2 separate regions of the Mus musculus genome follow, and region 2 is linked to region 1. Evidence: chromatin loops called from intact Hi-C (ENCODE). Cell type or tissue: heart. All regions are shown on one strand. Each heading gives the region's core, and the rest is flanking DNA. Links, peaks and the distances in the headings are about the cores only. Region 1 has its middle 32 kb from the start of Tmcc3. Region 2 has its middle 18 kb from the start of Gm32827.

Region 1 (2,917 bases), core at 221-2,720:
ACACCATGACTGAACAAGCAAGTTGGGGAGGAAGGGGTTTTCTCACACTTCCAGATCATAGTCCATCACTAGAGGAAGTCAGGACAGGAACTCTAGCAGGACTGGAACCTGAAGGCAGGAGCTGATACAGAGGCCATGGAGGGGTGCTGCTTACTGGCCTGCTTCACATGGCTTTCTTAGCCTGCTTACTTATAGACCACCAGCCCAGGGATGGCACCACCCATTTGGGCCCTCCCTCATTGATCACTAGTTGAGAAAACGCCTCATAGCTGGATCTCATGGAAGTATTTCCTCAGTTGGGGCTCCTTCCTCTCTGACAACTCTAGCTTGTGTCAAGTTGACACACAACACCAGCCTGTACATCAGGCAAGGCTGGAACACATGAAGCTTATAGTAATGATGCTGGTAATCGTCTTTGCACTATTACCAATATCCTCTGCTTCTTAGGCAGTTTATCATCATTCATTTATAAAGGACCTTCAGCTTCCTGCCTCCCTTCCTTCCCCAGTGTGTGCCAGTAGGATCTTCTAGATTAAGCCTGTTTACCCAACTCTCAGCTCACTCTGAGTTGCATCCATTCAGCTTAGCACTCTAGGGAAAACACATACACCCATGCAGCTCCTTTTAAATTCAGGACCAGAAGCCAGGAGTGCCAACCGCAATCATGCCACATCTCAGGGTTCCTCAGTCTCCCACCCTCCTGTGTGGCTAATTCCTATTTGTGCTAGTTAGCTTTGTATGGCTATAGCAGTGCTGAGATAATGAGCCCATGAAGAAGAAAGGCTGACTCTGACTCATGGTCTCAGCTCACAAACAAATGGTTGCACAGCTTTGTACCTGGGCAGCACAGGGCATCGTGGCAGGAATATGTGGTACAGAAGCTTATAACCTCATGACTAACATGTTAAAGAGAGAGAGAGAGAGAGAGAGAGAGAGAGAGAGAGAGAGAGAGATCCCACAATGCCCTTTGAGGGCACACTCCTAGTCATCTAACTTCCTCCCACAAAGTCTCATTCCATAAAGGTTCAGCCACCCCTCATCAGCACCATGGACTGGGGGGTCTTTGGGAAATATCTAAGGTCCAGAAAGTACACAAACTATTTTCTCTTCAAATGTTCAATACTAATTTCTATTAATCTCTACCCTTGACTCATGATTGTTTCCCCCTACTTTTCTGAAAACAATAATTGAAACACTCGGAGACATTGGGTGAGTATCCAGCACATATGCGTATCTTCCTGTGTTGCTGTTTTCCCTCCTGGTCCATGGACACGGTGTGATGCTGACCTTTCTCCTTTCCTCTCATGCCGCCCGGTCCAGATCCTCTTCCTTGCTCAAGGACACCACACCAGCGGTTCTTCCCCTGCTTTCCTGCATCATGGTATTTTATTCTGTCTGGGAACCATTTCCAACAGCATGCAAACATGCTGCGATCTTCCTCACTTGTGGAGGTTTAAATGAGAAATGTGCCCCATAGGCTGGCCGATCGAACTCATGATGTCCAGTAGGTGGTGCTGTTCAGGAACATTATGGAACCTTAAGGAGGTGGACCTTGCTGGAGGAAGTGTGTCGCTAAGGTTTATAGCCTTGCCCCCACTTCCTGTTCTCTCTCTCTAGTTCCTGCCTGTGGATGAAAATGTGATCCACCTGTTCCTGCTGCCATTCTATTGCCACTCTAGTAGAACTATATGCCCAAATAAACCCTTTCTTCCCTCAAGGGATGTCAATCAGGGTATCTTATCACAGCAACAGAAAAAATAACCTTTCTCTAAAATCCCTCCTATTATAGAGTATGGTGGTGCACACTTTTTAGTCTCAACACTCAGAAAGCAGAGGCAGGCAAATCTCTGTGAGTTCAAGGCCAGCCTGGTCTACAAAGCCAGTGTTCCAGGATAGCCAGGGTTGTTACACAGAGAAAGCTTGTTTAGAAAAACCTAAACTAAATAAGATAAAATAAAATCCTTCCAATCATACCTTTGAGTAGCTCCCCTCTCACTTAGGAATAGTCAAAGCCCCAAGTCAGAGTGAACCTACTATGTGATTGAACCTACTATGTGATCCTTTGTGCTCTGGGCACACTGATGTCTACTTTTTTCCTGGAGCTTCAGTTGGACATTGATTCTCCTGGCACAAGGCCTGTATGGTCTGGAATGGTCTCATTCACACATGTGAATGGTTCATCTCCTGCCAAAGTACCTTACTAAAACCTCCCCTTTGGTTGGAGGCTTTTTAAGCTCCTTAGGTAAGACTGAAAACCCACCCCGATACTGCCCTAATTCCCTGCTTACCTTTACTTCTTAGCACTTACCACGGTCTAACTGAATTATACTCGGGGATTTGTTGACTGTATTGGCTTAGCAGCTTTACCAGAACAGGAGTTTTTATTGTTAGTGATACTGGTGTTTTCTTTTTCAAGAGAAGACATACACAGTCAAGTCTGGTCTTAAATTCTTTCTGTAGCCAAGGATGGCCTCAAACTCCTGGTCCTCCTGCCTCCCACTTCCCAAGTGCTAGGATTATAGCTGTGTATCACTATGGTCATTGGAAAGAGCTTCATTTCTAGCACTGTAGTGAGTTGCACATAGTAGGTGTTTGATAAATGTCAGCTGAGTGAATGATAAAAAGACACAAGGCTATGTCATCTGCAGTTTTCACAGGATGCATGCTTATGGCCTCTGCATTAGAGTCTCTGAATCAAGCCCATGGGGCCTTCATTTTTACCGTGTTCTGCTATAAATAATGTCTTTTGCTTTCCAAGTCTAGTTTGACTTCAGAACATTGAGAGTCAAGAACCTGGGTACTGTTAGCAATTCCCCTGGTATCCTTCCTGCCTTTCATCCTGGCTTACACTATGTTTGGTTTGGAAGAAGGCCTGCGTGTCTGCCACAGGGAGATCTTCAGGAGAGATTTCAGAATG
Region 2 (2,917 bases), core at 183-2,682, 74 kb after region 1:
CGCGGCTATGGAGGGGACAGCAGGAGTGACAGGCTTCAACCACTGCCCCCACTTTTGGGATGGTCTGAACTGCTGTGAGTTGGGTTTGCATTTCCCAAACTAAAACAATAAGTAAAGCAAGGGTTTCTGGGAACAGATAGGAGTATAGGCATATGGTGATTAATTTGCCTGCACCACCACATCTGAAGTAAAGGATAAGTACAAAGTAGCAACGACCATATTAAAAACCACAATAACAACATCACCCGGCTAACTTCATCAGTAAGATTAACTCAAGCTTTTTTTTTTCCTACTGGATAGGCAACACTTACTAAATTCTTTCCTGTGTGGGAGAGCGCCTAAGAGAGCAGATGCGGGTGGGAGGGCAGATTGCTACATTCTTTCAGAAAGGAATCTGAAATCCCGTTGGAGATGCTTTTAAAAATGAATATACTCTATGATTCTACAGTCTCACTTCCAGGAATGTATCCCAACAAAGCAAATGTACACAGAAGCATGTGCAAAGATAATCTTTGTAAGGATGCTTATTATAGTTGTAAGTTGTAAAAACCACGTGGTTATTACAGTCCACGATGCACTGTTAAGTGGTCACTGAAATGTGGAGGTACACTGACTCAGAGACATACCTGCAACATGTTATTAATGGGAGAAGGTGACGAAATGTATATATACCAACGTGTCAAGTGATTCTACTTTCAATAAACAGTATGCATACATAACAAATATAAATTAAAAATGCCAGCCCTGTGGACAGCCTTCTGCTGGATTGTTGTCTGAGCAACAAGAAGGTGGGAAATGAGCCTCCCAGGTACTTTTTACAGCCCAGGACAAGCACTTGTTCGTTTGTGCATTTTGTCCCTGCAGTGCAGCAGTTCTCAGCCTGTGGGTTGTGACCTCTTGGGGGATTTGAACGAACCTTTCACAGGGCTTGCCTGAGAACATCGGAAAACACAGATATTTACATTATAACTCATAACAGCAATAAAAATGACTGTTATGAAGTAGCAATGAAAGTAATTTTATGATTAGGGGGTCACCACCCCATGAGGGACTGTATTAAAGGGTGGCGGCATTAGGAAGGTTGCAAACCGCTGCTCCCGTGGGCTCTGCTTCATTACTGATCCTCACCTCTGTGATCACTCAAGGTTGCTGAGAGCTGGTTCGGGCCAGTGTGCGACAAAGGCAGACTGTACCACGGCAGTGATTATGTACAGATGGCGCCGCTCCCTCCCTCCACTCCCTTTTGCTCACCTCTATTTCCTGGCTTTGCCTATAATGATCCTGTAATGAATATGCGTGTTGTGTGTGGCTTCCAGAGTAAAACCAGGAACAGGAAAACAACGGTTACACAGACAGCACTGTTGCCACCTGCTGGCGATTATAGGGAACAGCCACAGCGATTTAAGGTGGACGCCCACAGCAGGCGGTGATGGTGAGGGCTGTGGAAGACCTGAGCTCTGCTCTCAGATTCCCCGCTGTTTCTGCCTGGATTTAGGGACTTTTTGCAATGGAAAACAATCTTAACTGTAGAGGGCTTCTTTACAATGTTTGGGGGGGGGGGAATTCCACCTTCCAGAAACAAAGTCAGGTTTGCTGCCTTAGTCTGAATGCTAGGGAAAAATCACATTCCCTGCCCCATGTAGCAATGCGCATCTGTCAGATAGTTTAAGGACTGTATCTCCTCTAAATCCCTCCCTCTTACAAACGCATTTATTATGAGCTGGTGAGATGCCGCCACGGCTGACTTTGTTCCCCCGGACCCTCAAGATGGAGAGAATCAACTGCTGAACTCAGGTCATCCACAAGAGCAGAGTGAGCTCTTCCGAGTCATCCGTCCCATGGCTTCTCTGGCCTGACAGATGATCAGCGTCTTCTCCAGGGTGTGTCACTTTCTTAGGTCTTTGTCAAATGGCCTTCAATGAAGCTTTTCTTAATTTCTCTATCACACAGTTAAACACGTCCCTCTGTTTGGTCCTCATGTTCTTTCATGACGTCTTCCGTTTTAGCTTACGCGCCGCTGATGAACCGCACGTGTGAAGAGACAGGGACACATCCCAGTCACACAGTCACCGCCCCCTCCACGATGCCTGGCATCTGCCGCAGATGCCCCATGGTACCCAGTGCAGAGTTCCTGCACGAAAGGTAATAGCTTTCGCTGCATAGCTCAGATTTGAAGACCAACAGGACTGGCGGCTTGGATACGTGTGAGCTCACGTCAAGCCAGGGTCTATTCTTCGGATGCTTTTTGTTAGGCAGTTGCTGGAGCTGATCAAAGGGATGAGGCCATGAAGCCCAGCACTCTATCTGCTGAGTTTCCCACAGAGCTCTAAGTGTCACACAAACCCAAGCTCAGCACTGACACAGAAAAAGCACAGTTCTACCAGGTGTCAGGCACTGGCTTCTCCCATGCTCGGGCTGGAAAGCAGCACCAGATATTTGGAAATTTCCACAGATGACAACCTGTCTCTCCTCTGTAAACTCCTGCTTGCCTTTCTCCTCAGAAGACCAGGAGCCTGAGCCTCCACATAATCATCTGTCTTCTAGGTACCATAACCTCAGACCCTGCCATCCCAGGTCTGTCTGTCTTCTAGGTACCATAATCTAAGACCCTTCCATCTCAGGTCTGTCTCCAGGGGAAGAATTTGCTGTAGGGACACCTCACACCTTTTTACCCCTTACACAACACTGGCCTTATACAACACTGGCCATATTTATTAATTAATTAGTTAATTAATTAATTAGGTGATAGCTTTCATTAAAAATATGGTTCTTGGTATCCCTGTTTGAAATGAAGGACAACAATTCCCTATTTTTATTTTTTAAATAGAAAGGCTATTTTCTATAACACACATACATTTGTATTAAGGGCCTTAAGCCACCCCCACACATACACACACACTCATGAACACAGAGACAT

What was found. A loop is a pair of places that touch in the nucleus more often than their neighbours do. Peaks named below come from ENCODE experiments on the same cell type or tissue, not always from the same donor. Only the 100,000 strongest peaks of a DNase experiment are listed, where the experiment ranks them.
Region 2: it touches region 1 in a loop (4-fold over the local background); 5 of 42 quality-filtered maps call a loop at or near these places.

The regions. Positions count from the first base shown.
Region 1 is chr10:94,480,931-94,483,847 of GRCm38, reverse strand. It overlaps a transcript of Tmcc3 not described here. Among named protein-coding and RNA genes, the nearest start is that of Tmcc3, 32 kb to the left of the region's middle. In heart, for the core only: a CTCF peak has its summit at 1,495 (motif pointing right); no DNase peak of the experiment used is centred there.
Region 2 is chr10:94,407,313-94,410,229 of GRCm38, reverse strand. It overlaps a transcript of Tmcc3 not described here. Among named protein-coding and RNA genes, the nearest start is that of Gm32827, 18 kb to the left of the region's middle. In heart, for the core only: a CTCF peak has its summit at 1,370 (motif pointing left); a DNase peak (open chromatin) is centred at 1,359; H3K4me3 peaks cover 666 bases; H3K27ac peaks cover 680 bases.